Regions from separate parts of the Homo sapiens genome. Here region 1 is linked to region 2. A link is a loop called in an ENCODE intact Hi-C map of the cell type or tissue named here. Cell type or tissue: HCT116. All regions are shown on one strand. Links, peaks and the distances in the headings refer to the core of each region. The heading gives the core; the rest is flanking DNA.

Region 1 (10,595 bases), core at 1,480-9,479, 200 kb after region 2:
TGTCTTCTTGAGTTTCTTCCCGTTGCCATTCAGAGCAGGGTCTGTGGAACAGCAGCATAGCACGGAATCACCATAGGGGCTTGGTGGAAGCACAGCCATCCAGTGGCCCCAGACCCACTGAATCAGAGTCTGCTTGTTGAACAAGATCCCCGGGTGGTTCTCATGCACTTTAAAGGTTAAGAGGCACCGATGCTGGTCTATGCTGCATTTCCAAGAGGCTTAACTGTTCTCTCTTTGGTATTGGTGTAAACGATGCATTTCCTGTTCTGACTGTGACCGTGCTCTTTTCTCTGGGATGGGTGGTGGGGGAGGGAGGAACTGGAAGATAAACAAGTATATGACTTTTATAAATGTTCTGTGTTCTTTTGCTGCTTGTTTTTGTGGGGCTAGTTTTCAGGAGGAACTGTAGAGCCCTTCATCTTCCAGGGCTTCCTCATATTCAGTCAGTTACTCTGGGGAGGGATCCCAGAACCATCTGGGATAAGACTGACCCTGCCTGGAGGAGAGGGAGGCAGTGTAACCTCTGACCACTGAACTGCACAGAGGTGGGTGCTCCAGGGGGATGTCACGTTGGCCAGCTGCTGTCACTGGCAAAGGGCATTCTGTTGCCCCTGGGAGTTGAGAATGACTGCATCAGTCAGATCCTAACGCAGTAGCAGGGAAGGCCAATGTGGGTCTTCTCCGAGTCTGATTGGGAGAGGAAGTGACACACTCGTTTCTTGGCGTCCAAAGTGAAAGCAGGTGGGGCCACTAGAATATGCAGTGCTGTTGCTTCATCAGGCACACTCAGGAGCGCCAGGGTAAATTCTGCAGGCTGCCCTGGTTGCCCCACAGATGCGATCCTCACTGGACTCAATGAGTAACGTCTGAGGTATGGGCATAACACAATTAAGGTGTTCTCAAAACTGGAAATCCAAAGCATCCGAGTGATGCTCTGAATCATGCGCCGTGTGGAAGGAATGTGCTGGCAGGCGCAGATCGCCGGCTGAGTGTTCCACTGAAATTAAACTCAAGTGCTGACTTCTCGTTTTTTACCTCCCCACCCCTTCCCTCAAGGTTGGTCTCCGCCAGCTGGACATGTCCTTGCTCTGCCAACTGTACAGCCTCTACGAGTCGATTCAGGAGTACAAGGGGGCATGCCAGGCAGCCTCCAGCCCAGACTGCACTTACGCTCTGGAGAACGGCTTCTTCGATGAAGAGGAGGAATATTTCCAGGAGCAGAACTCCCTGCACGACAGGAGGGACCGAGGCCCTCCTCGGGACTTGTCACTGCCTGTCTCCTCCCTCTCCAGCAGCGACTGGATTCTGGAGTCCATCTAGAGGGTCTTGGGAGGGATGTGACTGTTGGGAAGCCCTTCCTACTGGACACGCTGTCATCATTTGCTGCTTCTCTTGCAAGAAAGCACCTCCGTTGTGGACGGTCCTCGGGCACAGGGGATGAGCGCTACCAGTTTCATTTGTAGGCAGGGAGTTCTCCGCGGATGCATGGTGGCAGTCTGCTTTGATGGCAGCAGTTTCTGCTTAGGTGACCTAGAGGTCCTCAGCAGTATCCTCCACACCTATTTATTGAGGTGCACCTGCTGGGGATTCATAATGAGAATATAACAAGAGGATCTCGGTGAAAGGCCTTAGTGGGTGTTTTGTGTGAGGTGGCTTGTAGCTAGCTACTTCCTTACAGATGGTAGAGTATTCCAATCCTCTTTGTGTTAGGGTTCTTGCTTCCAGTTTGGGATGTATTAAAACCACCATTTCACTGCTTCCCTTCCTCAATATGCTCTGCAGCTTTTCTTGCTGTTTAAACCTCTCGCCTCAGCTTTATTTATTTGTAAGCTGCATTACTAACTGCCCAGTGATTCGGTGAAAGCTTTTTACTGAAAAAGTTAACATTTCTAGTCATCCCAATCAACTGGCTTTTTTCAACCAAAATTTTATATCATTCTTTGTCTATCAGATACGAGAGGAAGGAAGATAATACGAAGACATGTTGAATAGTGAAAAAAAAAAAAAGAACACAAAAACTGGGGCAAGCCAATGTGATGTATCACTCACTGTAAGATGGCAAATGTTTTCATTTTTAAGATTCCGAATGTAAACTAGTGTGCTAGAAAGCAAACCACCCGCCACTCAAACCAGTAATTACCTTAAGCCTTAATATATTTATTAAAATACTTTATGAGAACATTACACTTTGTAGGTTAAAAATGAGGATAAAATGCTAAACTATCTGTGTCATGTGTTATTTTATTCTGAATTTGGAATCATCAACTTTCATGACTTGAATGCATTGAGTCCAGTCAAATAATGAAAGAAAATTAGTTTGTTTTTCTGCCACTAAATGCATTTGAAACAAGATTGACTCTGTTGAGCTTAAGGAATCGTTTTAGCAAGAGTAGATCACCATTTACAGCTGGTTCTCAGTGCTCTTTTTTTTCTTTGAGACGGAGTCTAGCTCTGCTGCCTAGGCTGGAGTGCAGTGGCACGATCTTGGCTCCCTGCAACCTCTGCCTCTCTGGGTTTAAGCAATTCTCCCACCTCAGCCTTCCGAGTAGCTGGGATTACAGGCGCCTGCCACCACGCCCAGCTGATTTTTGTATTTTTAATGGAGATGGGGTTTCACTGTGTTGTCCTAGCTGGTCTTGAACTCCTGACCTCGTGATCCACCCGCCTCGGCCTCCCAAAGTGCTGGGATTACAAGTGTGAGCCACCATGCCTGGCTGCTCTTCTGTCTTTGAATGCTGCAGACTCCTTCATCTTTCTTTTGGTGTGATAATTGCTCACTAGAGCGTCCTTCAGGTTAGGGAGAGGAAGGCACCTCAATGTCATGCATCGCCAAGTGTTAACCTGTCAAGTACACCCTGGGTCAGGAACTGGGGTGAGATACAGAGAAGGAGGAATACGCCTGCTTATTTCCTCTGTTGAAAGGAGTTAAAATGAGAGGTGGCAATTAATTGCCTTCAGCACATAACTGGTCAGTGGGGACAAGAAAATTAAAAGCAGTTAAGACCAACAGAGTTAAGTCTGGATCACTTGCAGGAAGTTCCTTTGAGGCTGTTCCATGCTTACAGTGAGTTGAACCTTTAGATCAGCTGTTCTTGAACCTGGCCACTTTAAGAATCACCTGGGGAATGTTTAGAAAAATACTGATGCCTAGGGCTGGGCGCGGTGGCCCACGCCTGTAATTCCAGCACTTTGGGAGGTCAAGGCAGGCACATCACAAGGTCAGGGGATTGAGACCATCCTGGCCAACATTGTGAAACCCCGTCTCTACTAAAAATACAAAAATTAGCCAGACATGGTGGTGCGTGCCTGTAGTTCCAGCTACTCGGGAGGCTGAGGCAGGAGAATCACTTGAACCCAGGAGGCAGAAGTTGCAGTGAGCCGAGATCGTGCCACCGCACTCTAGCCTGGTGACAGAGTGAGACTCCATCTCAAAAAAAAGAAAAAAAAGAAAAATACTGATGCCTGGGCTCCAGCACCCTGCATGCCTAGTCTGGATTTAAGTAGGAGTGAGGCGTGGGCGCCTCTATGGATCGAGGAAGCCTCCCAGGTGATTCTAATGTGTAGAAATGTTGAGATACAGTCCTTCAGCTACATAGTGTTCAAAGCGTGGTGCGTAGATCAGACATGGACAATCTCAAAGCACCCCAGCCTTGCTGAATCAGCCCCTGCCTCTTAAGATGCCTCTGATGATTCCTTTCACAAAGCTTGGGAAGCAGCTTTCTGTCGGCCCAGTGCCTAGCACTTGGAGACCACCTCTCCATAGAGGGCTACCAGGATCTCCTTCAGCACTGCGGAAGAGTGGGCCCCAGGGCATGATTAGGAGACCCCAGTCCTTTCAGAATGGGTCAACAATAGCAAGGGAGTGAAGCTCGAAGGACAAGTTCAGGCTTGGGGGAACTCATGGTTCAGAATGGCTCCCTTCCCTGGGTTGCTGCCTCTAGGCTGTTCTGGAACTGCAGTGATTCATTGTGCTTTTGAGTTTTGGGGCTTTCATCTCACTATTGCTGGATAGTCTGTCAGAGTTAGAAGTGGAATGAGTCGAGGCAGGCCAGGGGCCTCTCCCTTGCTGCTGGGAAGGGCCAGCACATTCCTCGTTCCTATGATGAAGATGCACGTGTATACAATAACCACCACATTTCTTGGTACTCCACTTAAAACATGTAAATAACCCGAAACTGTTACTCCAAGTATAATGTGAATACAGCTTGGCAAGGAATTTAATATTTGCAAAACTATAAAATGTTTTGTAATATAATTTCTTTATAAAAGGTGTCCTTTATTGCCACCTGGTATAAATCATATTATTGCCACCTCAGAGTGGGACTTTCTCTGCTATTCTTGAGGTTATACTCAGTGCCCAACAGAGAGATGGTAAGGCAATCCCGCATTAACTGATGAAAGCTGAAAGAACCATGATTTATTCTGTAAGGCAAAGCACATAGTAGTCAAAGCAGAGTCGATAGCTTTCCACAGCATATGTGCAGTGAACCCAGAATTGTTAATAATTCAAGCCTTGCAATCCACAGATAAGGTGCAGTTCCTCTGTGTCCCTAGTAGAATTCGTATTCAACTAATCGACTTGTCGCTTTCATTTGTCCCAACCTAGGCTGATATAACTTTTTCAACTAATATTTAATTTAGCACTTCTCCGGGTCACATTGGTCCAGGCACCAAGAATAACATGAAGAGCCTTGGGCAGATGTGGCAGTTACACAAACAGCCCAACCCATATGGTTAAGTATTACCATAATAACATCTGAGTCAGCTTTGAAGGATGCATAAGTTCTTTACAAGGAAGAGTGAGAAGCCTGACAGAGTGGCATAATCAAACTCCCACCCAGACTTTTATGTCTAGTGTTGTATTTCATAAAACATTTTCATTGCCTTTTTTTTTTTTTTTTTTTTTTTTAGACAGAGTCTCTGTTACCAGGCTGGAGTGCAGTGGCGCGATCTTGGCTCACTGCAGCCTCTGCCTCCTGGGTTCAAGTGGACATTTTCATTTCTATCATGAAAACACAGGTTAAATGATTTGCTGAAGGTCATGGCTAAATACAGGCAGAGCTGGAGTTCCTTCTCAGATGCAGTTTGTGCTCCGTCTGCATTTAAGGCACAGGCAAGTGCTGCAATATAATCTAGAGAGATTGTCGAGTATAACCCTTTAATCTTATGTGACAGTGCTTTACTATTTAATGATTTATTGTGTAATTTAAAAAAAATCAAATCTTGGTCTGACTTCCATGTGGACAGGCCTAGTTTCTTTCAGATCCTGTTGTTAGGAATATATGCCAAGTGTGTAGATGATGGGAAGGCTCTACAGCATCTTAAGTCACTTCGCCGTAGGTGAGTTGGCCATTTCATGTCATCTTTCTGCCCAAAGAAAACTTCAAAAATCTAAACCTCCAAGCATGTACGGTCTTCTTGTCTTCATGATTGAGTATATTTTCAGCTCAGAGAGATTTATTCTATTGGGAGGTAATAGAGGTTATGATAACCTCTGGAAGATAACATCTGGAAGTTGCACCTGATGAACAGCTGACCCCTGCTGGATGACGGTTTCATGAGAGTGAAAAAGCTACAGGAGTGTGGGCCTTCCCGCCACCTAGTATGGGCCTTGGAAACAGCTTCACCAAACAGCCTGGCTGATCCCTCTGTTCTAGCCAATTGTGATAGGAATGCATTACTTTTCCACCGTACCTCAGCCCTCCCAACTTCTCTGGCCACTGGTAAAGTAAAGACAAGTTCCTAAAGCCCAGCTTCCTACCTAGTTCTCCTGACTGATCCCCTGGAGAACTTAAACAAACAAGCTCGGCATCTATAGAATGTTGAGCAAAGGTCGGGTGCGGTGGCTCGCACCTGTAATCCCAGCACTTTGGGAGGCCGAGGCGGGGGGATCACAAGGTCAGGAGTTCGAGACCAGCCTGGCCAATATGGTGAAACCCCGTCTCTACTAAAAATACAAAAATTAGCTGGGTGTGGTGGCAGACACTTGCAGTCCCAGCTACTCGGGAGGCTGAGGCAGGAGAATCGCTTGAACCCAGGAGGTGGAAGTTGCAGTGAGCCGAGATAGCGCCACTGCACTCCAGCCTGGGCGACAGAGCGAGACTCCGTCTCAAAACAACAACAACAACAACAACAACAAAAAATGTTGAGCAAGGCCAGCAAAGCAATCTTAGCAAAAATAAAAGCATGAAGCAATACTAAGGAAGATGTTATAGCCTAGGATGCAGATGCCCAAGTCAAGGAGAGGACAGTGGTAAATGCTAACTGGAAAATTTTGTGTCCTCAATTTCAGGGAGAAGCTCAATGGCCCCATCTTAATGTTTCCCATTCTATCTCCAAGATAGAGAAGCTCTAATAAGCTTAGTGAGGAATGGAGCCCCAGAAACCATTATATCAGGAAAGTAGATTTTGGTGGGAGGGGCGCTTGCATTATAAATAGGCATGGTAAAAGGAACAGTCACCATACAGCCAGAGAGCTCTCCCCAGTTCCTCCAGGGCACAGCCTAAGAGATGGGAAATTAGGACTCAACAACTTTGATCAGTTTTGTTCTAGTTAAGGAAAAAGAGCACCTTATCTTTCATTTTATTTCTTTTCTTGCCCTTAGGATGATGAGATGTCAGAGTGGGGCTCAGGGAGAAAGGGTGAAAGAGGAGACCATTTAAGATGGTATCTAAGCCTGGGCAACGTGGTAAAACCCCTTCTCTACAAAATACACAAAAATTAGCCAGGGATGGTGGTGCATGCCTGTAGTCCCAAGTACTCAGGGGGCTGCGGTGGGAGGTTCTCTTGAGCCCCGGAAGGTGGAGGTGGCAGTGAGCCGACATTGTGCCACTGCACTCCAACGTGGGCGACAGAGCAAGATGCTGACTCAAAAAACAAATACATAAATTTTTTTTTTAAGACGGAATCTTGCTCTGCCACCCAGGCTGGAGTGCAGCAGCGCGATCTTGGCTCACTGCAACCTCCGCCTCCCGGGTTCATGCGATCCTCCTGCATCAGCCTCCTGAGTAGCTGGGATTACAGGCACGTGTCACCAGGACCGGCTAAGTTTTTTTGTATTTTTAGTAGAGATGGGGTTTCACCCTGTTGTCCAGTTTGGTCTTGAACTCCTGACCTGAAGTGATCCACCCGCCTTGGCCCCCAAAGTGCTGGAATTACAGGCGTGAGCCACTGCGCCCAGCCTAAATAATTTTTTTTTTTTTTAAAGATGGTATATGGAACATTGTGTTAAAGTGGAAAGAAAGCTCGTTAGAAATTCCTAAGTCCAGCACAATGGTAGGAAGGCCCCAGGGATCTGAGGTTGCAGGGCAAGCTAGCAATCCTACCTGTTTGTTTGGTGTGTCCCTGTGCATACGTGCTTCAGGAATCTAGATGGAGAGGTCTGGAGAATGAGGGTGGGTGCTCACTAACCAGGCTCAACTCACAGTTAACTGTGATTACAAGCATGTCATGACCAGCAACCTCTCAACTGGGTACTGGTCCTTTTTGGGACTGATCCCCAAAGTTCTTGCTCTGTTTGCCTTTTCTGGCAGAAACATGAGGAAAGGCAGGTTCAGCTCAATACCCCTCCAGTCATACACCATCATCAAGTGACTTCTCTTGACAAGCTTCTATCAGACACACCCTGAATGACTGTCTCATTGGTCAGAAACCTGTACAGGCTCAGCCACCCTTACCAACTCATTTTCATGTGCAGAAAGCTCAAATTGGAAGGAGCTCCAACATAAGACCTGGAAGTTGAACTTGTCTCCACTTGGTGCTGGAGAAAGAGTCCAAAAATGCCCCATAGGGTAGGAGACATGTTCTAGACCAGAGCTATGTTTTATCATACATTTATTAAATTGATTGATATTATTTACGTACCCTTTGTTCCTAAAATTATTCCAGGATGCTTTATAAAATTCATATAACACCAAATGCAATTTTAAGAACTGTGGGTTTAGAATTAGGACAAAGGGAATACAAGGGCAGGACAGATAAGATGAAACCACGTATAAAATCAGCACAAGCAGCGCTGGCTGTGAGAAGGACAAGTAGTCATATTTGTTTGCAGAATGTAAATGAGTCAGGTACTGACCTTGAATGCAAATTAAGGACCATAGATAGATGGTAAATGCTCAGCTCTAGAGCAGGTGTTTGCTTGGTTTCTCTGTCAAAGGTGTCCAAGTAAGGTGACTTCTGGAAAACAGGGAAGCATTAGAGTGGCTTTCTTTAAATGTTGCAAGGGAATCTTTAGCATTGTATCAAATCCACCTCTTGACCAGTGTGGGAATCTCCATCACAGACATCCGGCCATAGCTCTGAGGGCAGGTGGCTCACTGCATTTTGAGGTGCCTTTCAAAAAGCTTCCTGCAATGCCCTGAAATCTGCCTTTCTGTAACTTTGATGAAGCTGCAGATAAAGGGTTCTGCTCCCTTGCAGAGTCTTGCTCAAATTTGGGAGGGTGTGTGGATGGGTAGGTTGGCAGGGATACTACTAGCCAGATGATTTTGTGAGAGGCTGAAAAATGCCCCCCCCAAAGATCTCTGGGATTTGTAAGTGTGACCTTACTTGAAAAAAGGGTCTTTGCAGAGGTTATTAAGGATCTTGACTTAGGAAGATTATTCTGAATTATCCAGGTGGGTCCTAAATGCCATCACAAATGTCCTTATAAGAAAGAAGCAGAGGGAGGCTGGGTGTGGTGGCTCACACACCCAAAGTAATCTGAGCACTTTGAGAGGCCGAGTGGGGAGGATGCTTGAGCCCAGGAGTTCAAGACCAGCCCGGGCAACATGGTGAAACCCCATCTCTGTTAAAAAAAAAAGGATTAGCTGGACATGGTGGGTGCATGCTTGTAGTCCCAGCTACTCAGGAGGCTGAGGTGGGAGGGTCACTTGAACCCGGGAGGTCGAAGCTGCCGCAGTAAGCCATGATCACACCACTGCACTCCAATCTGGGTGAGAGAGCAAGACCCTGTCTCAAGAGAAGGAGAGAGAGAAAGAGAAAGAGAAAGAGAAAGAGAAAGAGAGATTTGACTCACACCGAGATGATGTGAAGATGGAAGAGAGATTAGAATGATGCGGCCACAAGCCAAGCAATGGCAGCAGCCACAGAAAGCTGGAAGAGGTAAGGAATGAATTCTCCCCTAGAGCCTCCAGTGGGGAGTATGGCCCCACCAACAACTTGATTTGGGCCCAGTGAAACTGATTTTTTACTTCTTGACTCCATAATTGGTGAGAATGAATGTGCTGTTTTAAGCCACCCAGCATGAGGTCATTTGCTTCTGCAGCTGCAGGAATCTCATGCAGATTTCTGCGCACCTCTATGTTCTCTCCCCTCAGTCCTTCATCTGCCATGATGGCCATCCTCACTCAGTTTGCACCATAGTCACTCAATCTACATCATCATCTTTCAATCTGCACCATCCTCACTCAGTCTACACAATCATCACTCAGTCTATGCACTCATCACTCAGTCTACACAATCTTCACTCAGTCTATACACCATCATCACTCAGTCTGTATCATCGTCACTCAGTCTATGCAATCATCACTCAGTCTACACAATCATCACTCAGTCTATGCACTCATCACTCAGTCTACACAATCTTCACTCAGTCTGCATCATCATCACTCAGTCTACACATCATCACTCAGTCTACACCATCATCACTCAATCTACATCATCATCTTTCAATCTGCGCTATCATCACTCAGCCTACACAATCTTCACTCAGTCTACACCATCATCACTCAGTCTACACAATCATCACTCAGTCTGCACTGTCATCACTCAGTCTACACAATCATCATCAGTCTGCATCATCATCACTCAGTCTACACCATCATCACTCAGTCTGTACCATCATCACTCAGTCTGCACCATCGTCACTCAATCTACATCATCATTTTTCAATCTGCACAAGCATCACTCAGTCTATGCAATCATCACTCAGTCTACACCATCATCACTCACTCATTGTACACCATCATCACTCAGTCTACACAATCATCACTCAGTCTGCAATATCATCACTCAATCTGTGCTATCATCACTGAATGTATGCCATCATCACTCATTCTACACAATCATCACTCAATGTGCACCATCGTCACTCAGCCTATGCCATCATCACTCAATCTGCACAATTATCACTCAGTCTACACCATCATCACTCACTGTACGCCAACATTACTCAATCTACAGACCCAGCACATTATTCAAACTCCTCCAATACTCTCAGAAAACTTCCTGATGGGTTCTTCTAGCTGACAAGCATCTTCTAGGGATACTGTGGGGATTAAACAAGCTGATACTTTTAAAGCCCTTAAAATGGTGCCTGGCACAAAGTAGATAGTATATATAAATATTTGTTAAATTGGATAAAGAAATAGAATCCTGTTTTGCCTACCAAGGTTCTTGCGTTTATAATGCTCTTCCTCTTTTGGATATTCAGGAGTGAGGGAATATTTTACATTTAGTCTTGGCTTAAAAAGACTAAATGTAAAAATTCCCCTTCAGAACGTTCCCAATTTTATAACTAAAGGTTGTGGTTGGAAGTGTTAGAGCCATGAAGTCTCACAGGTGTTCCACTAAGGAAAGAATACAGGAAAAT
Region 2 (10,595 bases), core at 906-8,905:
CTGAGGAGGCAAGGTCCCCACGGAGGGCCAACACCCGGGGCGTGGGATTACAGCGCAGCTCCTGACTGCCGCTCTCAGGAGGCCAGTCTCAAAGTCTACCTTCCTCTCCCTCCAAAAAAAGACAAGCTTTGAAAACAGATGGCAGGAAACATAGACATGAAGCCCGAATGCTGACTCCCTTGAGAAAGGTCCTTCTTGGGGAGTGTTCGTAATGTCTGGGTGGAATAAGGGTGACACACGTACCTTCCTTTGCCACTGACAGTGGCAGCTGTGAGCATGGCCCGTGGACCCATTCCCTGCGTCCCCAAGAAAATGTGTTTCTATGACACTCCACGCTGCCAGGTTGCACCCATGATTTGCATATCCTGCTTTTGTGGGTTATTTGAGCTTAGTGAGAATGGTGGGCGTTTTGCCTGTGAATGTCACTGTCACAGGCACAGTGCCGAGCTGGAGCGGGGCTAATTGCCTGACAGCTTTGGCCGCCCCAGGTTAGTCGGCACTTCCAATCCTGTGTGCAGGGTGACCTGGAAAAGAAGACAGGGCAAGTGAGGGTGGGAGAGGCTGCCGCAGGGACCCTGAGGGCTCTGACAGCACCGCAGACACCGGCAGGATCCCCTGCTGGCTCCAGGGCCATCCATGCAATAGCTCAGGGCTGCTGTGGACTGTTGAATATTACGTCCCCCAGTATTCCTAATTAAAGGCTATGTTGGTTTGCACCTCTTTCCTCATAATAAGAATCACCCAGCTGACTGGTTCCTCATTTTGCCAGAGCTGCCACAGCTGGGCAAAGTAGACGCCATCACAGGAGCACGGCTCTCACGCACTGGCTCCCGTGGTTACATATTTGTGTCTACTTTCTAGCCATGACCTTCTTTCCTTTCCTATTAAACCCATTCTATTAACTGTGAGGAATTATAGCCAACCTCTTATTTTTTGGATTAAAAAAAGCTTATCTGTTCATTGGTAGAGATGGTGTCTTGTTCATTCCCCAGGCTGGTCTCAAACTTCTGGGCTCAAGCGATTCTCCTGCCATGGCCTCCCAAAGTACTGGAGTTACAGGCGTGAGCCACCATGTCAGGCCAAGCCTAAGCCTATCTTTTTTTTTTTTTTTTTTTTTTTTGAGATGAAGTCTCGCTCTATCACCCAGGCTGGAGTGCAGTGGTGCGATCTCGGCTCACTGGAAGCTCCGCCTCCCGGGTTCATGCCATTCTCCTACCTCAGCCTCCTGAGTAGCTGGGACTACAGGCACCCGCTACCATGCCCAGCTATTTTTTTTTTGTATTTTTAGTAGAGACAGGGTTTCACCGTGTTAGCCAGGATGGTCTCGATCTCCTGACCTCGTGATCCGCCTGCCTTGGCCTCCCAAAGTGCTGGGATTACAGGCGTAAGCCACCGCGCCCGGCCATAAGCCTATCTTTTAGGTTGCCACAAATCCCTTTTGCAAATGAGTAGAGGATCGAATCGATCAATCAGTGATTGATGTAGACTCCTCAATATTCAGGGCCACAAAACAGGACCTTGCTCCCCACACTCCAACTCCCCATCCCAAGGGGAGGAGGACTCTACTAAGACGAAGGATGGCACCTCCGTGTTTCTCCCTTCCTCACACCCTCCTGGGCTCTCATTCTTGTCTCTCTCTGTTTCAGGCCTCCTGAGCTACCAGCACTCCCCAGGGACTGAGCTCAGTCCTGAGGTCTGCGTCTCCAGAAGCTGCCACCTTAGGGCCCCTGGGTGTCCCAAGTGAACAGGTTAGAACGGAACGCCTCCAGGAAATGTCCAAGGCAGGCCAGTTGATAAGCTCTGTCTGGGAAGGCTCTGTGGTCAGCTTCTTTATGGCCCACTCTGCCCAAGGGCACTGCAGAGACCTGTGGCAAACAGTTGGGAGCAGCCAGACCAGGTCCGGCCCTGGGGAGGTGTGTACCTGCACGTTGCGGTTGAGGCTGAGGGCTGGCATGAAGACCCCGTCCACGTGGCTGAAGGCTGTGGGGCCCTGCTGCTGCCCGTTGATGAAGAAGGTGAGAGTGTGCTTATTCAGGTCCAGCAGCACGCCCACGGTGGCCCCCTTGCACACGCCACCTTCCGTCCTGGGAAGAGAGTCCCCAGGAAGACCATCACCACACCCAGCCTGGGATGTAGGTGATAACTCAGGAGAATTATTTACTTATTTAGAGACACGGTCTCACTCTGTCACCCAGGCTGGAGTGCAGTGACGCCATCTCGGTGCACAACAGCCTCGCCCTCCCAGGCTCAGGAGATCCTCCCACCTCAGCCTCCCGAGTAGCTGGGACTACAGGCGCATGACATGAGACCCAGCTAATTTTGTTTGTGTTTTTTGTAGAGATAGGAGTCTCACTATGTTACCCAGGCTGGTCTTGAACTCCTAGGCTCAAGCGATCTTCCCATTTTGGACTTCCAAAGTGCTGGGATTAAAGGCATGAGCCACTGTACCCGGCCAAGAAAATTATATATAGGATGCTGGGAACAACCTCACTTAAACATAGTCCCCAAGGTGGTGGTGAGGTGCTCTCCTGGGCACATGAGCCTTCTCTCACAGTGGACACACCTTGTTAACAGGCCATGATGAAGACTCCCCTAGAGGAACACCTCCAGGCTGTTCAACCCCCTCTTTCTGACAGCATCTGGGATCTGCGCACTAGAAAATTCGGGTTTTGATGAGAAGGTCCCATTTGAAACTGTGGAGCATGGAGAATGGGTAAGAAAGGCACCTTTTCCTGCCAAAGAAAATAACTGACTTGGCGCCCTTTTCTGTTTTAGGCAAGTGAGGATGCTGAGGTCGATGAAGATGTGGACATCCAGGCCTTCAGGAAATTTTGAAAGGCCCCTACTCAACATTGGCTCATCTTCCCAGAAACATCCTAGGGTCCCTCAAAAAGCAGCGTATGGCAGGCAGAAGGGTGCTGAAGTTGAAATCAAGTCCTCTGTCGCAGTCATTATCCCTCAGGTGACCAATAGCGGAACGTTGAGAATGTCCATTGTGCTCTTGATCAGTGTTGGCAACGTCGTACTTTGTAGGTGGTAAGAATTCACATCCACTCGGTGGAAGTGAATCTATAATAAAAGTAAGGAACATGCTCCCAAGGGGGGGCTTGGCTGACCACATCTTCTCCCATGGGCCGAATCCTGCAGACTCTCCTTCCCTTCCTTGAGGTGGTTTTTTGTTTTAGAGTGGCTGTTTCTCCCTGTGGCCCAGGCAGTGGTGCAATCATGGCTCACCGTTGCCTGGAACCCCTGGGCTCAACGGATCCTCCCACCTCAGCCTCCCGAATAGCTGGGACTGAAACGCCTAACCTTTTTACTCTAACTTGTTACTTTGAATTTTGTCCTGCTTGTCTCTTTAATCACCTAGCCTTGCTTCTCATGTAAATAAGACTCTCTCTAGCTGGGAAGGCTGGACAAACTCCAATTGACCTTTTAATTTACAAGACACTAAAGGCTCCTCACCTAACCCCCTTCCGTAAGGAGTTGGCCTGGGTAAACAGATCCTCAGCATTTCAAAAGAGCCCAATTAACTGATAAGGTACTAACACCAACAATGTATGAAGTTCTTAGGATTTTTCTCTAAGAGATAACAACATAAAACCTTGAGTTCGTGTCCGGCATAGACCTTATATCTAATTATAATGAAAGATTTAGAACCTTGCACCTGGTACCGTTGCTCTTCTTGTAACTATTTGTCTTTCAAGTTGTTTATCTCTCTGTAACTATTTTGCTTCTTTTGATTCTTGCATGTTTTTACTTCTGTAGAATTATTACATTTGAGTCCCCCTCCCCTTCCTAAACCTAAGTATAAAAGTTAATCGAGCTCGTTACTCGTGGCCGAGAGAATTTTGAGCATTAGCTGTCTCTTTGGCCACCGGCTTAATAAAGGACTCTTAATTCGTCTCAAAGTGTAGCGTTTCCTTAACTCGCCTAGGTACAACAGGACTACAGGCACACACCATGCCCGGCTAATTTTTAAATTATTTTATAGAGACGAGGGCCTCACTATGTTGCCCATGCTGGTCTTGGACTCCTGGGCTCAAGGGATCCTCCTGCCTCAGCCTCCTGAGTAGCTGAGACCACAGGCTTGAGCCACCGCGCCCGCTCAGGGCTGAGGTCTTAGCCTTAACCTTAGCAGCGCCACTCTGCTAAGAAAACCATGTTTGTCCTTCCAGATTGATAATGAGTTGATCTGCTGGACGCTGCTGGTAGGGCAGAGGGAAGGTGAGCAGCGAGGATTCACGACAGGAAGTCCCGAGGAGGACTTGGTGGGCGGCCCAGACAGGTGTTTCCGGAGAAGGCAGGGTTTCCCCCGAGGGTGCCCGGGGCGGGATCCGGCAGGTGGGAGAAGGAAACTAAAACCGCACTGTTGATGCTATTTGGACACCGACCACCGGGTGGCGGTAGTGACCCATGGGAGGTGCAGGAATGAGTCCAACCTAAGCAAAGCCTCAGGCCCCCAGTCAGCTCTGGGGTCCAACTTCCCGGCTGCCTCGGCTTCCTCCCAGATAGCGCTTACCCTACCCGATCCACATCCGAGGGTGGGAGGACATGCAGACAGGGGCAGGTTCTCTCTACCTTCTCATGGCCTCACTTCCCTTCTGCTTTTCTTACTGAGGTGGCACCAAGGGGCTGTCAAAGACAGCAAAGGCCCAAGAAGTGCTCCGCAGCCCTTGGGAGGGGTGTGGTGGCCAATGGCCAGGAGAGCTGGGGAGTCTGCACCACACAAACCAAGGCTGGGGTCCTGGGCTCAACCCTGACAGTATCAACTAGCCGCGTGACCCGAGCCGTTGTCTGACCTTCCTAAGCCCAGGCTTTTTAATATATATATTAAACAAACAAACAAAATATATATATATATATATATTTTTTTTTTTTGGTAGAGAGGAGGGTCTCACTATATTGCCCAGGCTGGTCTTGAACTCCTGGGCACAAGCGATCCTCCTGCCTCGGCCTCCCAAGTAGCTGAAACTACAGGTACACAGCACCATGCCTGGCTAATTTTTAAAATTACTATTATTTACAGAGACAGGGTCTCACTAAGTTGCCCAGGCTGGTCTCAAACACCTGGGCTCAAGCAATCCTTCTGCCTCGGCCTCCTTAAGTGCTGGGATTGCAGGTGCAAGCCACCATTCCAGCCTAAGCCCCAGTTTTATAATCTGTAAAATGGCAACAATAATAGTACCTTTGCAAGGATTAAATGAGCTCAGATACATCGAGTGCTTCCTACAGCATTGAGCACAAGTAAGGGTTTGATAAATGCTTCTTGTTATCACTCCTGCCAGCAAACAGGGTATCTGGGTGCCAGTTTGGTTTAAGCAAGCAGAGACGGAGCTGATGGGCCTGGACTTGGCCCCTCTGTGGGTGGGAGGGAGAGTGGCCAGCCTGCAGTGTCCGGGCAGAGGCACAGAGCTGCCCGCCTCTTCCCCAGGACTCAGGAGAGAAGGGGCCCTGCCTACAAGCAAAGAGGCAAGCAGATGGGGTCCTGAGGGCCCTCAGGCAAGTCCCTGGCCCAGATTAGACGTGGCTTCCCTGAGAAAGAAGAAGCTGGTCCTTCCTCTGCGGGAAGGTGCCCCAGGGGCTGTTATAGGAGCTGCAGGTGGGCCCAGAGCACTGAGAGCCTCCGGGTCAATTTTGCCTGGGGCTGGGGCCCAGCGAAGTCAAGGTCAGCTCTTGAAGTTCCTCACCCCTTCCTGCTGGGGAGATGGCCCTTAGCAGACCAGGAGCAAGGCTCCATAGCAAGGAGGTGGCTTCAGGTGGCTGCAACTTGCAACTCTCCATTTCTGGCCTTGGGGATTCTTCACCCCCACGTCCATCCCCACATGCTGGCCAGGTGTGAGCACAAAATCCCTGGGAGAGGAGAAAGAGTACAGAGCTATGGTGCAGGGGTGTTGGGGGGGCACTGCCTTCTTTGTGTCTGAGGAGAGAGACCAAGGCACCCTAGAGAAGCCCAGGCCTCAGGGGCAGCCCTGGAGGACCCATCCCCATCTGCCCTCCTAACAGAGGTCCCAGTAGTTTCACAGGCCAGGACCTGAGTCTCCTGTGTCCATGCTGGTGACCCTACTCCCAGGGCCAGTCTCAGGGCAAAGCCACAGCTGTGGGCACCCTTGGCAGGCTCGTTAGTAGTGAGCACCCCAGCCATGCCCTCTGCTACTGCCCTGTCAAGGGCCCGGCCCTGCCGAGGCTCAAGCCCACATGAGACCAGGGCAGTGGCCAGGATCACTGCAGGCAAGTTAGTGGCAATGACCTGGTCACAGCTGTGAGGACACCAGCCCCAGTGGTGCCCATTAACACCCTGCAGCAACCCAAGCTTGGGTTGACAGTTGAAAAGGAAAGTGAAGCCGTACCAGAAAGAAAACTACGAGCTCCATATCCCAGCAGAGGACCACCGTGTGGCCCGCTGGGTAACTTGGGAGACCCATCTGTGCGGGTGCTGTGAGAGTCACCATAACATACCCTCATCTGGGCTGCAGGCCAGTTCTATATGGGCAGAGTGAAGGCCTCCTAGAAAATGGAGACCAAAGTGGCTGAAAATACCTCCTCTCAATTCCTCCTGGCTTTGGGGACAGCAGAAGGGACACTGGTCTTCAGGACCCTCATTCCCAAACAACCTGTGTCCACGGGAGGCAGGATGGGGCCCAATCGCACCTGTTGGTGTGGGAGTTGCAGTGCATGAACCAGCTGCGGTTGTTGTCCACATACATGGCCCAGGCCTTGTCATCCTTGCCCAGCATCATGTCCTTGACCACGCTGGCCCTGGCCACCCCGAAGGCGGGGTCTGGGTGGTTGTCGTACCGGTCCACGTGCAGCTCCCAGTAGTGCACGCCCTTGGAGAACGCAGCTGTGCCCAGCACCACCCGGTCGTCATAGCTGCTGCAGGTGGCTGTCTGGTTGTCATTGGATAAAATGATGTCCCGATGCCCAGAGTTGGGGTCAAATGTGAACCAGGCCACTAAAAAGGGAGGAGGTGAGAGGAGCAGGGTCAGGGGATGGAATTTGCTAGTAGTTTCTAACCGGCTCAGAGACACAAACACATTCGCTTCTGTTAGAAAGTCGGCACCCAGAAGTGAAGGGTCTTTCCTGTATGATTACCACACACGTGCACACACACACAAACGTACACACATGCACACACTCCCTGCTCTGTGTTCATCCAAGTTGCCAGCCCTACGAGCCTGGCCTTGCCAAGGATTTTCAGGCCTCAAAACCTCAAATCTAGATGCATTTTCTGGTCTTGGTTTCTAAAACCCTTCCAAATGCTCACAGTTAGAAATACAGGAGGAAATAGCCTGGGAGCAGTGGTCCACGCCTGTAATCCCAGCACTTTGGGAAGCCGAGGTGGGTGGATCACCTCAGGTCAGCGGTTTGAGACCAGCCTGGCCAGCATGGTTAAACTCCGTCTCTACTAAAAATACAAAAATTCGTGGCCGGGCATGGTGGTTCACACCTGTAATCCCAGCACTTTGGGAGGCCGAGGCGGGAGGATCACGAGGTCAGGAGATCAAGACCATCCTGGCTAACACAGTGAAACCCTGTCTCTACTAAAAATACAAAAAAATTAGCCGGGCGTGGTGGCAGGTGCCTGTAGTCCCAGCCACTCGGGAGGCTGAGGCAGGAGAAAGGTGTGAACCTGGGAGACAGAGCTTGCAGTGAGCCATGATCACGCCACTACACTCCAGCTTGGGCGACAGATCAAGACTCTGTCTCAAAAAAAAAAAAAAAATTCGCTGGACATGGTGGTGGGCGCCTATAGTCCCAGCTGCTTGGGAGGCTGAGGCAGGACAATCACTTGAACAGGTTGGCAGAGGTTGCAGTGAGCCAAGATTGTGCCATTGCACTCCAGCCTGGGCAACAGAGTGGGACTTCATCTCAAAAAAAAAAAAAAAAAAGTACAGGAGGAAATCGATATTGATGAGCCACCTCATGGGTGGGAGATTTGAGACACAGAGAGGTGAAGTGATGTGGCCAAAATCACAAAGCTCAATTCTCCATTTTGCAGCCCATCAGGTGGTGCCCCCTTTTGCTCCCCAACCCCCCAGGTTGATAGAAGTGAGTCCCTTACTCTAAAGTCATGACCACAATGCACAGGGCAAGGACCGCTCATCTCTGGGCAGGCAGGAGAGTCTAGAGGCAGAAGCTAGCGAGCTCTCCTCTAGGGGTGTACAAAGTGACTCTGCAGGTGGCATCATTTTCAGAAAAGTGTCCCTGGCTGGGCCTTTTGACACCAGCATCTGCTCATGCTCCTACTCCTCCCTGCCTCTAGGAGACCATCCAGCTGTGGCAGTCAGAGGATGTGTGGACTAAATGATAACAATGAATGCACGATTTGCCCTCTTCTTGGAGGCAGTGGGGAGCTGGAAACTGCCTCTGCAGCCTGGGCTGGGCCACACCTGGGGGAGCAGAACTCTCTTTGGAATGTGATTCCTATTTCTCTCATTGCTCTCTGCTAAGAACTCAGATGATCAAAATTCCACTGAATTAATATCAACATGCTGTTGTTGCCCAAGACCTAAAAGGCTGCAGGTAGGTGTATAAATCACTGGATGTGAGCTCTGATGCTGGGGATTAAAGGGCACTTTTCCGCTGTGAGAAAGGCTCAAATGTAGGGACTGGTGTGGGCCCACTGCATCTATCGTGGAGTTTTCTTGTCTGGGACTGTCCTACTCACTCCTCAGCCCTTGAGAAGTGGGAGAAGTTTAGCCTCCCTTAGCTACTTCACATTTAGTCCAGCACAATGGGGTAAATGAATGTTTCTTTCGTGGCTTGTAGGCCATGTGGGTGCAGCAAAGAGCTGTGTGTGCAGAGCAGGGTGAGGCGTATGCACCTCAACCGGCCCCTCCGGCCCTGCACTTCCTCCCTCCCCCATCTTCAGCAGCTCATCCTTTCCCCTGGTCCACGGGATGAAATGTGGGTTGGCCCTAGGAGTCAATCTTTGTCCTTTGGGAGCCCGCCTGTGGTCCCAGAAGGGCACGCCCTTGGAGAACCCAGCCGTGCCCAGCACCACCCCCCACCCCTACCCCATCATCATAGCTGCCACAAGTGGCTGTCTGGTTGTCACTGGATAAAATGATGAATCTGTTCTTCCCACTAAGAGATCCCGATGCTCACCATCGGATGTCTGCAGGACGACAGTTTTACTGTAAGGCCCGACACCAGAAGAGTTGAAAGCTTTGACTCGGGCGTTGTAGGTGCTGTTGAAGTGAAGACCGTCGATGGTACACAAAGTCTCCTTACCGACGTACACTTCCTGAAAGAGAGCAATGCTGCTCACCAGGCTCCTCTAGCATTTGGAAAGCTCCTCTTAGCAAATGGCTTCTGGAAACACATTGACATTAAAAGTGCTGTTGCCAGGTGTAGTCCCAGCTACTCAGGAAGCTGAGGTGGGAGCATCGCTTGAGTCCAGCCTGGACAACATTGCAGGGCCCCATTTCTAAACAATTTTTGTTTTTATTTTTTTGAGGGACAGAGTCTTGCTCTGTTGCCAGGCTGGAGTGGAGTGGCGTGATCTCGGCTTACCAAAACCTCCGCCTCCCGAGTTCAAGTGATTCTCCTGCGTCAGCCTCCCAAGTAGCTGGAACTACAAGCATGCACCACCATGCCCAGCTAATTTATATATATATATATATATTTTAGTAGAGATGGGGTTTCCCTATTTGTTGGCCAGACTGGTCTCGAACTCTTGACCTCAGGTGATCCTCCTGCCTTGGCCTCCCAAAGTGCTGGGATTACAGGTGTGAGCAACCATGCCCAGCCAAAAAATTAAAAAAAAAATTCTTACCAAATAGAAGTTATTAAAAAGGGAAATTACATTCAGTCATGGCTGGCTCACAGAACTTGACCAACTTGGGCATGAATGCCTTACTACTGGCTGCCCGGCCCCTCTGCCTGCGAGGCGGCGAGGCGTGATGGGGTCCTGGTGAGGCAAGCTTCCTGGGTCTGCAGCCAGCCAGGATACTGACCAGGAACATCCTGACTCTGCCAAGGTCTACCTGGTCAACAAGACTATTGAGCCACGGGCACATCCACTTCTTTGTCTCCTCCCACACCTGAGGCTGGCATCTTCCACTCCTTAGCCCTCCTGGAGCTGCTGTTTTCTGGTCTTTCCAAAGGGTGAGACATTTCTGCATCTGGCCTCAAAGATACTTTTCTTTCTTTCCTTTTTTTTTTTTTTTTGAGACAGAGTCTTACTCTGTCACCCAGGCTGGAGTGCAGTGGTGTAATCTTGACTTACTACAATCTTTGCCTTCCAAGTTCAAGTGATCCTTGTGCCTCAGCCTCCAGAGTAGCTGGGACAACAGGCATCCGCCACCATGCCCGGGTAATTTTTGTATTTTAAGTAGAGATGGGGTTTCACCATGTTGACCAGGCTGGTCTCAAACTCCTGACCTCAAGTGATCCATCCGCCTTGGCCTCCCAAAGTGCTGGGATTACGGGTGTGAGCCACCGTGCCTGGCCCCCAAAGATACTTTTCTAAAGATTGATCTTGTTCTCCATTAGCTTCAAAGTTACCTTTGTCCTATTCAACCCCCCAAATGCATAGCCTTTTGCCTCTCCCATGTCATTATTTTCTGCTAATTAAATAATGTGGTCTAAGA

Evidence for each region. Peaks named below come from ENCODE experiments on the same cell type or tissue, not always from the same donor. Only the 100,000 strongest peaks of a DNase experiment are listed, where the experiment ranks them.
Region 1: it touches region 2 in a loop (15-fold over the local background); 10 of 110 quality-filtered maps call a loop at or near these places.

Annotation. Positions count from the first base shown.
Region 1 is chr1:231,010,588-231,021,182 of GRCh38, reverse strand. It overlaps FAM89A (family with sequence similarity 89 member A), which reads left to right. Exons shown (of 2, transcript NM_198552.3): 2 at 1,057-2,225. The coding sequence ends at 1,320. MIR1182 (microRNA 1182) reads left to right here and starts at 1,259; the gene lies at 1,259-1,355. In HCT116, for the core only: a CTCF peak has its summit at 5,503 (motif pointing left); no DNase peak of the experiment used is centred there.
Region 2 is chr1:231,205,304-231,215,898 of GRCh38, reverse strand. TRIM67 (tripartite motif containing 67) reads right to left here. Exons shown (of 10, transcript NM_001004342.5): 7 at 9,109-9,247; 8 at 6,649-6,952; 9 at 1,922-2,084; 10 at 1-524. The coding sequence ends at 459. Among named protein-coding and RNA genes, the nearest start is that of TRIM67-AS1, 23 kb to the right of the region's middle. RefSeq lists enhancers at 414-523, 437-938, 3,974-4,033, 4,154-4,563. In HCT116, for the core only: a CTCF peak has its summit at 4,394 (motif pointing right); a DNase peak (open chromatin) is centred at 4,338; H3K4me3 peaks cover 920 bases; H3K27ac peaks cover 296 bases.